2 separate regions of the Homo sapiens genome follow, and region 2 is linked to region 1. The links are chromatin loops, found by intact Hi-C in ENCODE. Cell type or tissue: natural killer cell. All regions are shown on one strand. Links, peaks and the distances in the headings refer to the core of each region. The heading gives the core; the rest is flanking DNA. Region 1 holds the start of LOC105371822 (a long non-coding RNA gene). Region 2 has its middle 29 kb from the start of TMEM92-AS1.

Evidence for each region. Hi-C counts contacts between places; a loop is a spot of excess contacts. Peaks named below come from ENCODE experiments on the same cell type or tissue, not always from the same donor. Only the 100,000 strongest peaks of a DNase experiment are listed, where the experiment ranks them.
Region 2: it touches region 1 in a loop (4-fold over the local background); 3 of 110 quality-filtered maps call a loop at or near these places.

The regions. Positions count from the first base shown.
Region 1 is chr17:50,250,349-50,258,348 of GRCh38, reverse strand. It overlaps LOC105371822 (a long non-coding RNA gene), which reads right to left and starts at 1,736. Exons shown (of 6, transcript XR_007065844.1): 1 at 1,699-1,736; 2 at 503-610; 3 at 9-65. RefSeq lists an enhancer at 49-619. In natural killer cell, for the core only: no CTCF peak of the experiment used is centred there; no DNase peak of the experiment used is centred there.
Region 2 is chr17:50,311,452-50,321,395 of GRCh38, reverse strand. No RefSeq gene overlaps it. Among named protein-coding and RNA genes, the nearest start is that of TMEM92-AS1, 29 kb to the right of the region's middle. RefSeq lists enhancers at 2,215-2,793, 2,794-3,373, 5,094-5,223, 9,470-9,944. In natural killer cell, for the core only: no CTCF peak of the experiment used is centred there; no DNase peak of the experiment used is centred there.

The DNA of each region.
Region 1 (8,000 bases), core at 1-8,000:
ATACTGACCTTGGGGTGTCTGTGAGGGCCACATGGGATGATGTACAGAAAAGGCTTCTCATGTCCCTGGATGTTCAGGAAATATCCAGCAGTTGCCTGTGGAACCCTCCCCTCCTAGTACACAGCTCACCTCCCACTTAGGCAAAGTCTGAATGCTGAGAAAGCCTGTCCCAGGTCTGACTCGGCCCCCTCCTGCTGCAGCTTGACAGCACTTCCTTGGAAGACCCTCGGGGGATTTTAAATCACCCTTGGGAGACTGCTCTAGAGACAGGCCCAGGGAAGGAGGGTGCTACGAGCCTGAGGCTGAACCCAAGCCCAGTCCGACCTCCTCCCTGGCCCGGCCCCTCCACTTCAGCTGAGGCAGGACTTCCCACTGGGCCTAGAGAGCCACGTCGAAGTAAGAGGGCTGGGAAGGGGGTTGTGAGCAGGGGGCAGCCTCTCCCCGGCCAGGCCCCGCCTGCCCCTGGACTTCCCTGCCAGGACAGCCTCCCAGCCACGCTCACCCTCTCCGCCTCAGCAGTACCAGGGGGAGCGCTTCGATTTTTCCACCAGAGGAGCCAAGAGCGAATGAGAAACAAATCCAGCTCGACTGCCTGTCCCACTGCCTGCCCCTGCAGTGCATGGAGGGAGGGGAGAGTGAGCCCCCAGCCCTTTCCCTGCCTCCATTCCTAGGCACCAGCACCCAGGGGCGAAAGTCTCAGCCCCCTGGTTAGAGGGCGGGCAGTGGGTGCAGGACCTCCCTGGCCCACACCCACCATGAGGCGGAAAGTCTGGGGCCTTGGCTTATTGCTCCCCACCCCAGCCTTGGACAAGAACAAACACTGGAGGCTGCCCCCCCACTCCCCACTGCAAGTCTTGGGCTGGGGCCTCCATGTTGCGGGGGAGGGACAGAGTTGGATGGGGGTACAGTCACTGCTCTCAGATGGCCCCAGCTAGATAAAGAGATGGGGCCTCCATGACGCCTCCCGCTCTTCTCACTGAACTCTTTCCCCGCGGAGGGTCCCTCCCTTCACTGAGCCTCTTCCCCACATTTGGCCCCCTCCTCCACCTGAGCCCCAGTCCCTCACTGCATCCCATCCCTTCTCCATCTGCCCACACCACCGGGGCTGCCCTGCCCCTCTCCAGCTTCTCCACAGGGAGGTAGGCAGGACCCTACCACAATCCTATACCCCCAACAAGCAAGCTTGCTGGCTTCCCCCCACCCCCACCTGCAACCCCTGCTGTCCCCCAGGCTCAGAGGGCCCTACCCTCCTGCTCTGCCACCCACAGTCCCTGTTCTCCCTGGGCTGCCTCCACCTCCCACTTGATGAACTTCCTTCCCATCCACCGACAAATACACACTAGTGTCCCCCCACCATCCTGCGCTCCTGAGCCCCCAGATCACCTCTGGGCTCTCTCCTCCCCACCCCAGCCTCAATTTTTTTTGCAAGCACGGTCTCTACTTCCATCAATGTGGCTTACAGGTGAGACCCTGGAAAGAGCCACACCCAGGAATAAGGGCAAACTGGACCTAGACCAGCTTCACTGCATCAAGATGACTTCCCTGTATGCTATCTGGCTACCAGGAGGCAATCAAATTCTCCCTGAAAGAAGATGACATCAGCCACAGCCTCTACAGTCTGTCACCCGCAACATCCAACATTCCACAAAATTTGGCCAGGCAGCTCTCTTCCTCTTCCTCCTCCTCTTTCTTCCCCACCTTCTTCCTCCTCTCCTCCGTTTTCTTCTCTATTTCTTCTTCCTTTTCCTTCTTCTTTCTCCTCCTCTTCTTCCCCTCCTCCTCCTTTTTCTTCTTCCGTTTCTTTTCCTTTCCTTCCCTTCAAAAACAATTCAGTCTTCTGGTTGACATTAAACACAACAAAACAAAAACAATTCAGTCCAGAAGATATTGGGGAGGGTGGAGTAAGCAGGGGTCCCCAGGGGTAGGGTGGATGGGAGATGCAGTGGCTCAGCAAATGGTTCTGGAGCTCAAGTTAAGTGAGGAGGGTGTTGCCGATGTTGGGGGTGGCCAGAGCAGGAGAAAGAGGGACAGAGGAGGACATCCAAGTGGGAGGGCAGCCCAGTGTGGGATGTTAAAACCCAAGCAAGGTAGGGAGGATGTCCACTTGGGTCCCAGCTCAGCAAGGGAGAGTGAGTCATGAGAAAGGTGAAGAGGGCATCTGGCCAGGGTAGTGGCCAAGCCCCAAGAAGGGGAGTTCAAGGGGGATGAGAAGGGCATTCCTGCAGGAGTGGGCAGGGCATCCAGGGGGAGCTCGATGTGCAACCTCAGAGCCTGAGTGGAGGAGCACGTCCATGTGGGGAGGTGAGGGTAGGGTGGCCCCAGGCAGAGTGTCAGAGCCCACGAAGGCTGAGGGTTGCTTCCGTGTGGGTAAAGACGTGGCATGCTGGAGTCTGAGGGACAAAGAGGCATCCATGTTGTAGGCTGGCCCAGGGCAGGGTGTCAGAGCCCAGGATCGCTGAGGAGGGTCTGGGTGGGGTGGAGGGCATGGGATATCGGTTGCCGTGGAGGCTAAAGCAAATCCATCTTGGATACTAATCTGCCATGTTGACTTCTGAGTAACCCCAGTTCCAGGGATGCGTCTAAGATATCTACTTTAACTACTGTTAGCTAAATCTTGCCCTTAGGCATCTGCACATAGCATTCTTGCCTTTCCCCAGGGGGCCGATTTCAACTGTCCTAACATTGCCGCCCTGTGGTATACAAGCCCTGGGGTTGGGGGGCAACAGTGTGGGGATCCGCCATTTTGCTTGCTGATGTCAGACGTGACTTCTCGTTTTAATTCCTTGTTAAATGTTTCTTTCTGAGAAACTGGGTTTGTCAGCCTCTTTCTTTAGCCTCTCAGCTTCCTCACTTTTGGGAATAGCTTCATTACCTTTGGGGATAGGTTTGCCTGGACCTGCCCACTGCAGAACAGTTATATTCAGTAGAACTGACCCAGTGAGAAAAAGTGAGCTAGGTTTCTCACTGTTGGCAAAGAGAATTATAATATGGAAAAGAAGCCTGGGTGCAGGGGCCTATGCCTGTAATCCCAACACTCTGGGAGGCCAAGATGGGCAGATCATTTGAGCCTAAGAGTTCAAGACCAGCCTGGGCAATGTGGTGAGACCTTGTCTCTACAAACAATACAAAAAATTTGCTGGACGCAGGGGTACGTTCCTGTAGTCTCAGCTACTCAGAAGGCTGAGGTGGGAGGATCGCTTGAGCCCAAGAGGTCAAAGCTGAGGTGAGGCATGATCAGGCCACTGCATTCCAGCCTGAGTGACAGAGTGAGACCCTATCTCGAAAGAAAAGAGAAGAGAAGAGAAGAGAAGAGAAGAGGAGGAGGAAACAAGAATGAACTCTCTGATGTTCTCACCTGTAATCCTATACACCTGGATTGGAATTGGAGGTAATGGGAAGAACTCATTATTTCCAAAATACATGGAGAGATGTAGAGGCTGGGTGCAGTGGCTCATGCCTATAATCCCAACACTTTGGGAGACCGAGGTGGGAGGATCACTTGAGACCAGGCATTTGAGACCATCTTGGGTAACATAGTGAGATCCCATCTCTACGAAACAAGAATAAACAAAATAGCCAGGTGTAGAAATAAATATTGATGCAAATGCATGTATGTATGTGTTTATGTTGTGTGTGCATGTGTCAATGTGTGTATACTTATGTGTATACATACAGATATTTTCTGGCTTTATCCATTGAGAGGGCCTGGGAGCCATGACATATTAATAATAATGAGTGTAGTTAGCACCCAAGCCTTTTTTTTTTTTTTTTGAGATGGAGTCTCACTTTGTCACCAGCTGGAGTGTGGTGGCACAATCTCGGCTCACTGCAACCTCCACCTCCCTGGTTTAAGTGATTCTCCTGCCTCAGCCTCCCGAGTAGCTGGGATTACAGGAATCTGCCACCAAGCCCGGCTAATTTTTATATTTTTAGTAGATACGGGGTTTCACCCTGTTGGCCAGGATGGTCTCTATCTCTTGATCCACCCGTGATCCACACGCTTCAGCCTCCCAAAGTGCTGGGATTACAGGCATGAACCACCACGCCCAGCGCCTTTTTTTTTTTAAATCAGCTTACATCATGCTTTGATAGCACCCAAGTCTTTTTTTTTTTTTTTTTTTTTTGAGAAGGAGTTTCATTCTTGCTGCCCAGGTTGGAGTGCAATGGCATGACCTTGGCTCACTTCAACCTCTGCCTCCCGGGTTCAAGCGATTCTCCTGCCTCAGCATCCTGAGTAGCTGGGATTACAGGCATGTGCCACAACGCCCGGCTAATTTTGTATGTTTAGTAGAGACGGGGTTTCAGCATGTTGGTCGGGCTGGTCTCGAACTCCCAACCTCAGGTGATCTGCCTGCCTCAGCCTCCCAAAGTGCTGGGATTATAGGCGTGAGCCACCGCACCCTCCGACAGCACCCAAGTCTTAATGTCTAAGTGCCATTGTCCACTGGAAGAAACCAGGGCTCCTTAGCAAAATGGCTAATTACAGGGATAAGGCAGGGAAAGTACAAGATAAGCCTGAATCCTCTTGTGCCAGAAAATAAAGTGCTCAGAAATGATTAAACAGAGTGATCATAGGAACCAGCAATTCCATTCCTAAGGATACCCAAGAGAAATGAAAACCTATGTTTGTACAAAACTTGTGCAGGCTTACCTTGTTTTATTGCACTTCATTTTAGTGTGCTTCACAGATAATGCAGTTTTCACAAATCAAAGGTTAGCGCCAACACTGCACTGAGCAAGCCTATTGGCTTCATTTTTCCAACAGCATGTGCTCACTTTGTGTCTCTGTCACTTCCGGTAATTCTCAGAATATTTCAAACTTTTTCATTAGTACTGTATCTATCTGTTATGATGATCTGTGATCAGTGGTCTTTGATGTTACTATTGCAATTGTTTTGGAATTCCATGAACCATGCCCATAGAAGATGACAAGCTTAATCAATCAATGTTGTGTGTGTTCTGATTGCTCCGTCAACCAGCCATTTCTCCATCTCTCTCCCTCTCTTTGACCTCCCTGTGTCCTGAGACAAAACACTATTGAAATCAGGCCAGTTAATAACCTTACAATAACCTCTAAATGTTCAAGTGAAAGGAACAATCACACATCTCTCACTTTAAATCAAAGCTAAAAATTATTAAACTCATTAAGAAAGGCATGTTGAAAGCTGAGATAGGCCAAAAGCTAGGCCTCTTCTGCCAAATGGTTAGCTAAGTTGTGAATGCAAATAAGAGTTCTTGAAGAAAATTAAAAGTACTACTCCAGTGAACACACGAATGATAAAAAACTGAAATAGCCTTATGCTGCTGATATAGAGAAAGGTTTAGTGATAGAAGATCAAACAGCCACAACATTCCCTTAAGCCAAAGCCTAATCCAGGGCAAGGCCTCTTCAATTCTATGAAGGCTGAGAGAAACGAGGAAGCTGCAGAAGAAAAGTTACAAGTTACCAGCGGTTGGTTCATGAAGTTTAAGGAAATAAGCTGTCTCCAAAACATAAAAGTACAAGGTGAAGCAGCAACTGCTAATGGAGAAGCTGCAGCAAGTTATTCAGATCTAGCTAAGATCACTGATGAAGGTGGCTACACTAAACAACAGACTTTCTTTTTCTTTCTTTTTTTTTTTTTGAGATGAAGTCTCGCTCTGTCGCCAGGCGGAAGTGCAGTGGTGCAGTGGCATGATCTCGGCTCACTGCAACCTCCGCCTCCTGGGTTCAAGCGATTCTCCTGCCTCAGCCTCCCGAGTAGCTGGGACTACAGGTGCACGCCACTACACCCAGCTAATTTTTGTATTTTTAGTAGAGGTGGGGTTTCACCATGTTGGCCAGGATGGTCTTGATCTTTTGACCTCGTGATCTGCCCACCTAGGCCTCCCAAAGTGCTGGGATTACAGGCATGAGCCACTGTGCCTGGTTCCCAGACTTTCGATGTAGATAAAACAGCCTTCTATTGGAAGAAGATGCTACCTAGGACTTTCACAGCTAGAGAGGAGAAGGCAATGCTTGGTTTCAAAGCTTCAAAAGACAGGCTGACTCTCTTGTTAGGGACCAATGCAGCTGATGACTTTAAGTTGAAGCCAATGCTCAATTACCATCGCAAAAACCCTAGGGTTGTTGTCTGGGTGCAGTGGCTCATGCCTGTAAACCCAGCACTTTGAAAGGCCAAGGCAGGTGGATTGCCTGAGGTCAGGAGTTCGAGACCAGCCTGGCCAACATGGTGAAACCCCATCTCTACCAAAAAATACAAAAATTAGCTGGGGGTGGTGGCCTGCACCTGTAGTCCCAGCTACTGGGGAGGTTGAGGTGGTAGGATCTTTTGAAACTGGGAGGCAGAGTTGCAGTGAGCCGACATCACACCATTGTACACCAGCCTGGGCAATAGAGTAAGACCCTGTCTTGAAACAAAAAACAAAAAAACCCAAGCCCTAGTCTTGTTAAGAATGATGCTATATCTACTCTGCCTGCGGTCTAGGAATTGAACAACAAAACCTGGATGACAGCACATCTGTTTACAGAAACGTTTACTGAATATTTTAAGCCCATTGTTGAGGCCTACTGTTTAGAATAAGATTTCTTTCAAGATACTACTGCTCATTGACAATGTACCTGATCACCCAAGAGCTCTGATGGAGATGTACATGGAGATTAATGTTGTTTTCCTGCCTGCGAACACAGCATCCATCTTGCAGCCCACAAAACAAGGAGTAATTTTTACTTTTAAGTCTTATCATTGAAGGAATTTATTTCCTAAAGCTATAGGAAATGCCAGAGATAGTGATTCCTCTGCTGGATCTGGGCAAGGTAAAGCTTCTGGAAGGGATTCACCATTCTAGATACCATGGAGAACATTTATGATTCATGGGAGGAGGTCAAAACACTAACATTAATAGGAGTTTGGAAGAAGTTGATTCCAATCCTAATGAATGACTTTGAGGGATTCAACAGTTCAGTGGAGGAAGTAACTGCAGATGTGGTTGAAATAGCAAGGAACTAGAATTGGTAGTGGAGCCTGATGATGTGACTGAATTGCTGCGATCTCATGGTAAAACTTGCACAGATGAGGAAATGCTTCTTATGGATGAGCCAAGAAAGTGGGTTTTTGAGATGGAATCTATTCCTGGGGAAGATGCTGTGAACATTGTGGAAACAACAACAAAGGATTTAGAATATTTCATAAACTTAGCTGATAAAGCAGCAGTAGGGTTTGAGAGAATTGACTACAATTTTGAAAGAAGTTCTACTGGTGTAAAATGCTTTCAAATAGTGTCACATGTTACAGAAAAATCTTTCTCGAAAGAGTCAATCGATGTAGCAAACTTCACTGTTGCTTTATTTTAAGAAATTGCCAATTGCCACAGCCACCCCAACCTTCAGCAGCCACCACCCTGACCAGTCAGCAGCTATCACCATGGAGGTAAGACCATTCATCAGCAAAAAGATTATGACTTGCTGAAGGCTCAGGTGATTGTTAACATTGTTAACTTTTCTTTTTTTTAAGCAATAATGTATTTTCTTTCTTTCTCTTTCTTTCTTACTTTCTTTCTTTCTTTCTTTCTTTCTTTCTTTCTTTCTTTCTTTCTCTTTCTTTCTTTCTTTCTCTCTTTCCTTCCTTCATTCTTTCCTTCCTTCCTTTCTTTATTTTTTTTAAATAGAGATGAGTTCTCACTATGTTGCCCAGGGTGGTCTTGATTTCCTGAGTTCAAGTGATCCTCCCACATTACTTTTTTTTTTTTTTGAGACAGAGTCTCACTCTGTCGCCCAGGCTGGAGTGCAGTGGTGCGATCTTGGCTCACTGCAACATTTGCCTCCTGGGTTCAAGCGATTCTCCTGCCTCAGCCTCCTGAGTAGCTGGGATTATAGGTGTACATCAACATACCTGGCTAATTTTTCTATTTTTAGTAGAGACGGGGTTTCACCATGTTGGCCAGGCTGGTCTCGAACTCCTGGCCTCAAGTGATCTGCCAGCCTTGGCTTCCCAAAGTCCTGGGATTATAGGAGTGAACCA
Region 2 (9,944 bases), core at 1,945-9,944, 61 kb before region 1:
GGAGACCACATTTTACATCTGTAAGGGTGGCATTAATCTCTGCCATCCCCCAGGATGTGATGTGGTTTTCGATTGGCTGGGGTGGGAGGCCATTTGAAAGGCTTCCATTTCACCTGCCTCACTATGATGGCTCTTACCCCACAGGCCAAGGAACCACTGGAAGAGTTCTGGCAATACTGGTTATGTTGATTCTAGTTATATATTAAGAGACCAGGGCCGGGCGCGGTGGCTCACACCTATATCCCAGCAGTTTGGGAGGCCGAGGCGGGCGGATCACTTAAGGCCAGGAGTTTGAGACCAGCCTGGGCAACATGGAGAAACCCCATCTCTACTAAAAATACAAAAATTAGCTGGGCATGGTGGCGCCTGCCTGTAATCTCAGTTACTCTGGTGGCTAAGGCAGGAGAATCGCTTGATCCCGGAAGGCAGAGGTTGCAGTAAGCTGAGATCGCACCTCTGCACTCCAGCCTGGGTGACGGAGCAAGATTCTGTCTCAAAAAAATAAATAAATAAATAAATAAATAAAGAGAGAGAGACCAGGAAAATGACTACCAGGTGGGTCTGTGGACCTAATGGACATACTGTGAAGCTGGTCATGGCTGGGACTATACTTATTACTTGACCCCATATTCCACCACCCTAATAAGGTGCCGTGATGATGCTTCAGTTTCCTTGGTATCAATGTCAATTTGGACTCTATGTTCAACAGTTCTCAAAAGATCTGCATTCTTTCCCCAGTGTATGATTACTCAAGTTCTCCCTGTGGAAGGGCTGGTGGAACCTTATCCTGTCCATATGCCAGCTGATGCAGTGTCTTTCTTCATTCAGGACGTTCTAGATCTTAACTTAGGCTGGAAACAGGACAAGGAATCATGACTTTTTGTTGGGTGGTTGATGTTTTAAAATAAGCTCTTGGGCCGGGCGCGGTGGTTCATGCCTGTAATCCCAACACTTTGGGAGGCTGAGGCAGGCGGATCATCTTAGGTCAGGAGTTTGAGACCAGCCCGACCAACAAGGAAAAGCCCCCATCTCTACTAAAAATACAAAATTAGCTGGGCTTGGTGGTGCATGCCTGTAATCCCAGCTACTTGGGAGGCTGAGGCAGGAGAATCGCTTGAACCCTGGAGGTGGAGGTTGTGGTGAGCTGAGATCACACCACTGCACTCCAGCCTGGGCAACAAGAGCAAAACTCTGTCTCAAAATAAATTAAAAAAATAAAATAAAATAAGCTGTTTTTGGCTGCTCATCTATCTTACCACTAGGAATATTATGTTCTATTAACCATTTCCGGCTTGGCATGGTAGCTCATACTTGTAATCCCAACACTTTGGGAGGCCAAGGCGGGCAGATCACTTGAGTGCAGGAGTTCAAGACCAGTCTGGGCAACACGGTGAAACCCCATCTTTACTATTAAAAATATATCTTAAAAAAGAAAGGAAAAAAACACCATTTACTTAGTTCTCTGCAGCAGGACCTCTGGCTGCCTCCCTGACCTTGCTGCTCAGTGTGAGAATCGTGCCCACCTTCTGACAGATAAGTGCTGCTATCAGAGGCGTTGAAACCAGAGCAACTCCATCTTGAATAGGGGCCGGGTAAAATGAGACCCACTGGGCTGCATTCCCAGACAGTTAGGCATTCTAAGTACAGGATGAGATAGGAGGTTGGCACAAGATATAGATCATAAAGACCTTGCTGATAAAACAGTTTTCAGTAAAGAAGCCGGCTAAATCCCACCAAAACCAAGATGGTGATGAAAGTGACCTCTGGTCGTCCTCACAGCTACACTACCATCAGCGCCATGACAGTTTACAAATGCCGTGGCAATGTCAGGAAGTTACCCTATACGGTCTAAAAAGGGGAGGCATGAATAATCCACCACCTGTTTAGCATATCATCAAGAAATAACCATAAGAATGGGCAACCAGCCACCCTCGGGGCTGCTCTGTCTATGGAGTAGCCATTCTTTTATTCCTCTACTTTCTTAATAAACTTGCTTTCACTTTACTCTACAGACTCACCCTGAATTCTTTCTTGCGTGAGATCCAAGAACCCTCTCTTGCGGTCTGGATCGGGACCCCTCTCCTGTAACACTGCCACTTGGCCTTGATTATTTTGGGCTCCTCTTATCCCTATTACTATCAGCTCCCCCCACCCCCACCACCCCGCTCTGTAACAGCATCTCCCACCCTCACGGCCTCCCCGAGAATGGCCAACGATAGACTTCTCGATGCTGCTGCTCCTCCTCCACCAGCACCTTCTTTACTGCTTTGGTAAAAGAGTGATTTATGGGCTCTCCCAGGGAACATAGTCAGCTGGGGAATTTGCAGGCCCGACACAGGCTGATCCGGTTGAGCAAACCCTCTCCTTTGATCCATTTGATCCCTTCTGCCATCTGCCATGCTGTTTGAACTTTTCTCCTTAACTTAGTTTGAGCCAGTGCTGTTTCTAGGCTTCCAAGAGCCATTCTAGCACCTTCTCCTGGGGTCCTTGCCAGGGGGTAAAATCCTGCATCACAGGAGCACACTCCTATTCAATATTCTTTCCTATCAAGCTCTATGTTTTGATCCTCATCCTCAGAATCCAGTCCCATCTCTACTCTCCTGAATCCTGCCAGCACATGTTGGCAAGTTCCTGCAGCTCCTCCAGGGTACAGTCTCATTCCTTCCTCAGCAGCAGGTCTGGCGCATCCCTGGCCGGTTTTGTTGTGACTTGATAGCTATTTGTCTGGTGGCCAGGAGGGAGGTGCATTTCATCTTGCAAAGCAGAGGCCCTGCACTATCTTCAAGCATGAGGGGAGTTTTAGCCCTTAACAGTGGGCAGGGGGCCGCTTCTGCAGGCCCAGTGGGTTCAGTGGAATCTGGAGATTCAAGATTTTTTTAGTGCATTGACCCAGATGTGCCATCCCAAGTCTCTGAGTTCTGATCCTTCTCTACTGGGGTATGACCTGACAGAGCGGACGTGCTCTGATTGAGAATCCAACCTCTCTGAAGCTGCATTACCCTTATAATGAAGCTTCGGGCTGATCCTTAGCTTTTTCTGCCCTCCAGCTACAGAGTCTCTATATGCTGCCAAGAGACTTTCACACTTTGTCTCAAACTGATGATTAAGTACTCTCAAACTTTCATTGTCTTCCTTTAAGCATTGCTAGCCCCAGAGCCATCTGATTTCACAGTCCTTATATTACTAGTTCACTCAAACCTCTCAAATGCCTGGGAATTTGCTTCCACCAGTGCCTCCCTTCCATCAGTTTCCCATCATTCCTGCACATCCCCAGTGAAAGTTTAAACAAGTACACCACGCTAGAATGCCAGGGGCAATTATTGCTCCACCTTCCAGCTCCAAACACCTATTTTAGAATCTGCTTCCTAAAAATTACTCCTGGCCTCAGCTGCCTCATGTCTGGGTCCCTCCCTGCCAATAGATTTGTGATGGATATTTACACGCTGGAAGTGACTGGGCCATGGTCTCAGAAACAATACTTGTAAGGTAGTAAACGAAGCAGGTTGAGCAGAGGGAGAAGTGGAAAAGTGGAACTGGGTTGCAGTTGCAGCACAGCCTCAACTGATGCTAAAGGGAGCTTTGGACCTGAGGTGGCCCTTCAGAGTTGTCTCAGATCTAGGCAGGAGGACTACGCTTTTGTACTTCTGCACTGACCAATCATTGGCAGATCACATAAAGCTTGGGCTAGGCGGAGGATAGTCTTTGGATGGGAATAAATAAAGCCTGGGCATTTATGAACATGAAACAATGCCTGAAGGCTCAGCTGCGAGAGCTGTGAGCCATCAGCAGCCAATCTTCCCTACAGCTGGAGAATGAGTGGTCTGGTTTTGAAGGGGAGAGAGAGAGGTAGTGCACTCTAGGAGCCACTGACCTGAGGAAGGGGTTGACCCAGCAGAAGACAGAGAGGAAGGGCATAAAGACACCAGGTTCTTGGTGACATCCTTTGAGCTGCAGGATGAAATCCTGCCTGAAGCCACATTTCAAGTATACATTTCAGGTAAGCATGTAGGCAAGTTCTCTTTGTTTAAGCCACGTGAGTTGGGATTTCTGCTGCTGGATAAAATCTTGCCTGAAGCGGCATTTTATTTGCACTTTTCTCTAAAGCATGCAGGCAAATTCTCCTTGTTTAAACCATGTGAATTGGGCTTTCTATCACTTGCAACATAAAGACTCTCCATGGGCTGGGCATGGTGACTCAGGCCTGTTATCCCAACACTTTGGGAGGCTGACAAGGGAGGATTGCTTGAGCTGAGTTCAAGACCAACCTGGGCAACATAGTGAGACCTCATCTCTACTACAAATTTAAAAAAATCAGCTGGACATAATGGTGCACGCCTGTAGTCCCCGCTACTCGGGAGACTGAGGTGGAAGGATCACTTGAGCCCAGGAGATCAAAGCTTCAGTGAGCCATGATTGTACTACTGCACTCCAGCCTGGGTGACAGAGTGAGACCCTGTGTCAGAAAAAAGAAAAGAAAAGAAAAGGCCAGACACAGTGGCTCATGCTTGTAATCTCAGCACTTTGGGAGGCCAATGTGGGAGGATTACTTGAGCCCAGGAGTTCAAGACCAGCCTGGGCAACATAGTGAGACCCCATCTTTAAAAAAAAAAAAAAAAGAGTATCCATGAATTCAAGTACAAACTTTAACAGTTTATTGCCTTTTTAAAAATCAAAAGCTAAAATTAAATTTGTGATTTGGAAAATTTATTAGTAAAAAAGGTTTCTGCATAAATTAATGATGGTTCTTTTCTTGCTCCATAGTGCTACCTGAATACGGACTGAAAATTACTTATGGAAATATTTACAAGCTTATACTGCAGTGTAATTGGTGCTTGTTTGAGTGCTTCATTAATATTTAATTTTGCATCATTTCTTGAGCTAACTCATTGGCACATTTTCAGCATTCCACTGACAGACTTAACATAAATCACATTAATAATAAATGGCATGAGAGCTTTTTGTATTTCTTTTCTGAGCTATCATTTAAAGATAATTTTCTATGACAGGGAATTTTAAATGTACTATTAAAGATAAGACTTTCTTAATGTCTACTTCAGCAACCAACAGGAAATACAATGTGATTTTAATTACATTTATGTCTTGGGTTTTGACACAGTGCTTTCTGCTATTAACTCTTGTGAAGTGTACGTCTTCATAAAGCATTTTCAGCCATCCATGAAAAGACAGACTTGCTCAGACAAGTACTCGAAACTTAAACTATACAAGCAACTCCATGACATGAAGCAAGACAGATGTTTCTTTGTGGGAACTGGGGCTGGTCATGCTTGTCCGAGTGGCAAGGACCTAAATTCTTTAGGTGGCCAATATTTCTGTAGTCAGACAGTCTCCCCAAAGCCAGAAAGAGTGGAACCCACAAATTCCCTGGTCTCAGAAGAGAACATCAGCTTAGCTTGGCAGGGCTGTCTTAGGAGCCTGTCTCTGCAGGCTCACTGTGCTCATTTCTAAATGTACACCTGCAAAAGCATGAAATTAACACTTTAAACAAGTCACATTTGCCAATAAATAATTCAAAAGTTTTATGTGGAAAAGAGAAAATATGATAAACCACTGAAAGCGTATCTTTAAAATGCATGTCATAATTAAGAATTAACCACCAAAATTTAAAAAAAAAACCCTTAAAATAGTTTAAAATTCTTTTTTTTTTTGAGACGGAGTCTTGCTATGTCACCCAGGCTGGAGTGCAGTGGCGTGATCTCAGCTCACTGCAAGCTCCACCTCCCAGGTTCACGCCGTTCTCCTGCCTCAGCCTCCCTAGCAGCTGGGACTACAGGCGCCTGCCACCACACCCAGCTGTTTTTTTGTATTTTTAGTAGAGACGGGGTTTCACCATGTTAGCCAGGATGGTCTCAATCTCCTGACCTCATGATCCACCTGCCTCGGCCTCCCAAAGTGCTGGGATTACAGGCGTGAACCACTGCACCTGGCCAAAATAGTTTAAAATTCTTAAAAAACATTTATGGCAAAGCACATGGATACTGAAATTAAACACAAAAATGATTTCCCCCCCCCATATTGCTTGTAGAACAGTCAGGATTCTTTTGATTGCGAGTGACAGAAATCCAGTATAAAAGGCAATAGTAGATTAAAATAACCAAAAATGCCTGTTTTGTTACAAGTAAGAATAGGGGCCAGGCGTTATGGCTCACGCCTGTAATCCCAGCACTTTGGGAGGCCGAGGCGGGCAGATCACTTGAGTCCAGGAGTTCAAGACAGCCTGAGCAACCCCGTCTCTACGAAAATAAAAAAATTAGCTGGTTGCGGTGGTGAGTACCTGTAGTCCCAGCAACTTAGGAGGCTGAGGTGGGTGGATCAATTGAGCCTGGGAGGTTGCACCACTGCACTCCAGCCTGGGAGACAGAGCAAGACCCTGTCTCAAAAAAAAAAAAAGATGAAATTCTTCCTCCACTCCCCTACATCTCATCCCCACTTCCAAGGGGATCCTAGAGGGCTGTCATAGTTATTGGTTTTGTGTGCTCATCAGCCTTCTTCCGGTATTAGCACCCCTGTTTTGCAGCAAGTGCGCCCACCTCCCTGGAGTCCTGGTGAGGGTGCTGTCAATCACAGTGCCCACTGGCTTCTGCTCCAGCATGGACATGTGACTCAGGCTGAGCTAGCACCTAACATCTGCTTTCCTGTTCTGACAGTTGCCACCTCCCCACTCCCCATGACTTGAATTTGTGGAGCCACAGCTAATCCCTGAAGCCAGAAAGAGTAGAACCCACAAATTCTCTGATGTCAGAAGAGAACATCAGCTTAGCTTGGCAGGGCTGTCTTAAGAGCCTGTCTCTGAGGGCTCACCGGGCTGGTTTCTAAATGTGCACCCACCATCTGTTGGATGATTCATACCCGGCTGGATACAAAGTCGGGGCTCCATTCGGGTCTTTGGACTTGAATTCATTCCAAAATCAAAGGTGTCAAGATTGGTGGCTTAAAATTCTAGAATCATTTTGGGAAATGAGGACGGCATTTGCCCTTGTACAATCTCTTGATGTGTCTCCCATTTTTATAAAAGTGAAAAGGAAGTTCTGAGAGGCTCCCTGAGGCAACTCCTTCCCCATCTGGGATTGCGCCCCTCCAGACCAGAGACTGAGCGCCCCTGAGGGGCTCCCACCCCGACTCCTCTCCCCCAAGACATGCTGGACAGGGCTGATGGGCTATCTTCCCTCTTCCTTCTTCCCTTCCTTTTCTTTCCCCGCTGTTTTTAAACTTCATTTGCAGACATTTGAGTTAGTTAATCATATGCCTTAGTTCATGGCACTTTCTCATCACTAGTCCATGTAAGTCCCCTCTCTTGTTTGTAATTATTCTCTTTTATCCACATATCCTATCCCAGTCTCCAGCCCCTCCCCATCATAGGCACATGTTCTTTTTTTGTTTTTGAGGCAGGGTCTTGCTCTGTTGCCCAGGCTGGAGTTCAGTGGCATGATCACGGCTCCTGCATTCTCTGCCTGGTCCCAGGCTCAAGTGATCCTCTGGCCTCAGCCTCCCAAGTAGCTGGGGACTACAGGCACATGCCACCAATGCCAGCTAATTTTTGTATTTTTTGTAGAGACAGGGTTTTGCCATGTTGGCGAGGATGGTCTCAAATTCCTGGGCTCAAAGTGATCCGCCTGCCTCGGCCTCCCAAAGTGCTGGGATTACAGGCATGAGCCACCGCGCCTGGCCATAGGCTCATAATCTGTGAGTCTTTCATTTGCATGTATTCTTGTACAGGGAGTATTGATGTTTTGTATTTTTTCTAGGCATACATTTTAAATGTTCACAAATGCTATCGGGTTATATATCTCATTCTGTTGCTTGTTTGTTTCACCCATTCTTATATTTCTGAGATCGGTCCATGTGGCCCTGGGTGCATCTAATCCATTGCTTCTAACTTTGTAAAGTACTCCATGGTGTGTGTGCTGAGTAATCTTCATCTGCCCCCAGGGCCCATTTCCCACCTTCCAGTTGGGTTTGGTCTTTGAAAGGCACCATAAGAGATCAGAGGGTAGGCACAAGTAAGGTGGGATATTGATTTGACTAGACAGGCTGGGCATAGCAGTGGTGGCATTATTCTCCCAACGGCCACAGCTCCTGCCCAGAGGCTCTCTCCTACAGCCTGGGGACCGCCTCCTGCCCTTACCCTCAGGCATGGTGGAGGCAAGAGTGCCCCATGGATGCTTGTCTGAGGGTGCTTCCCTGCCCCTTGTTGGTATCCCTAAACGCCACCCACATCATATACGTTATTCCATCATGGAACTCTTCTCAGTCGTCCTGCGGAATCAGACTTATTCAGCATGGATTTGCCACATGTGTTCCTCTTTGCCCACCCAGTGGTAGACTCCTGCCTTGCCACTAACTCCCTGCCACCACACCTATCTCCAGGAGAAACAGCTTCACTCTTCTTTTCACCTCTGGTCCTTTCCTTTCCAGGTGGGGTGCATTCCCCTGACTCCTGCAGCTGTGGCATCTAGGAGAGGGGCCCATCCTTGTCTTTCTAATCACCTGACCCAGCGGTTCTCAACCAGGCGTCATGTCAGCCCCATGGGACATTTGGCAATGTCTGGGGACATTTTGCTGGTCATGACTGGGAGGTGGGGGTGATGAGATGCTGTGGACATCCAGTGGGTGGAGGCCAGGGATGCTGCTCAGTCCATTCCTCCAAAGCATAGGACAGCCCCTCCATGGCAAAGACGTACCTGGTACTGAATGTCAGTGGCACTGAAGTGGAGCAGCTCTGAGTTAACACAAAACCACTTGGACTTTAGATTTAATCCTTTCCTGGGCTTTTGATTAGTTCTTGGGGAGGTGGCGGGAGACCTCCTGAGATCTTGCTTCATGCTGCCTGTGAAAGCAGCTTTGTTAGGCTAAGCTCCTGGCCTCGCTCCACCCTCTCCCTCATTCCTCCCCAGGGCAGGAGGTGTGACATCTGATTCTCAAGTTTCTGAGTTTCCACGGAGGAGCCAGGCAGGCCCTCCCAGCTCCTTCCCTCTGCGTGGGAGCTGGGTGCCCATGGGAAGCCCACATTTAGCATAGTAAGCTACAGAGGACCATTTGCCCAGCACTGCCTGTGACCAGGGGACAGGTCAGCCTGGTTCCGGGGTACAATGTTGGGAAATCTGTTGTTGTTGCTCAGCTAAGCCATGCTCTTTTCCAGCTGTGACAGTAATAAAGCTGACTTTATTTAAATTTTTTTTTTTTTTTTATAGATAGACTCTTTCTCTGTCACCCAGGCTGGAGTGCAGTGGCGTGATTGTAGCTCACTGTAACCTCAAACTCCTGGGCTTAAGCAGATCTCCCACTTCAGCCTCCCAAGTAGCTGGGACTACAGGTGTGCATCACCATGCCTAGCTACTTTTAAAAATTTTTCATAGAGATGGGATCTTGCTGTGTTGCCCAGGATGGTCTCAAACTCCTGGCCTCGAGTGATCCTTCTGCCCTCAGCCTCCCAAAGCACTAGGAATATAGGCGTTAGCTACCACATCCAGCCAAAGCTGACATTGTGATTGTCATCTACCTAGCTTCTTTGCCAATCTCTCATCTGGTTCAGAGCTGCAGGAGAGAACATCATAAAGTGTAATTCACTGGGACTCTTCAATGCCAACAGTCACTTTAATATCACTGGAACCTCCCTCTCTGCCTCAGGCCAGTCCAGGCAAACACGCAGTAGGGCACCGGGATTAGGAGCACTGGCCCATTGTTAGTGCATGGGGATTCCCCATTTACACCTGATAGGAGAAAATGGCCTAGCCAGGTTAAGTGGAAGCAGCGGAGTGCTGGCTCAGGTGTCCGACCAGCATAGGTGGTGCTGAACACAGGGGCTCAGATGATTCACTCAGGACCAGTTCCTCTCTTCCCATTGCTTGGTTTCTTTCTTCTGTGTTGACCATACCCTCAGGAAGGCTCTCCTCTTAGAGTGGCTGCCAGCAGCAACCAGACTTTAT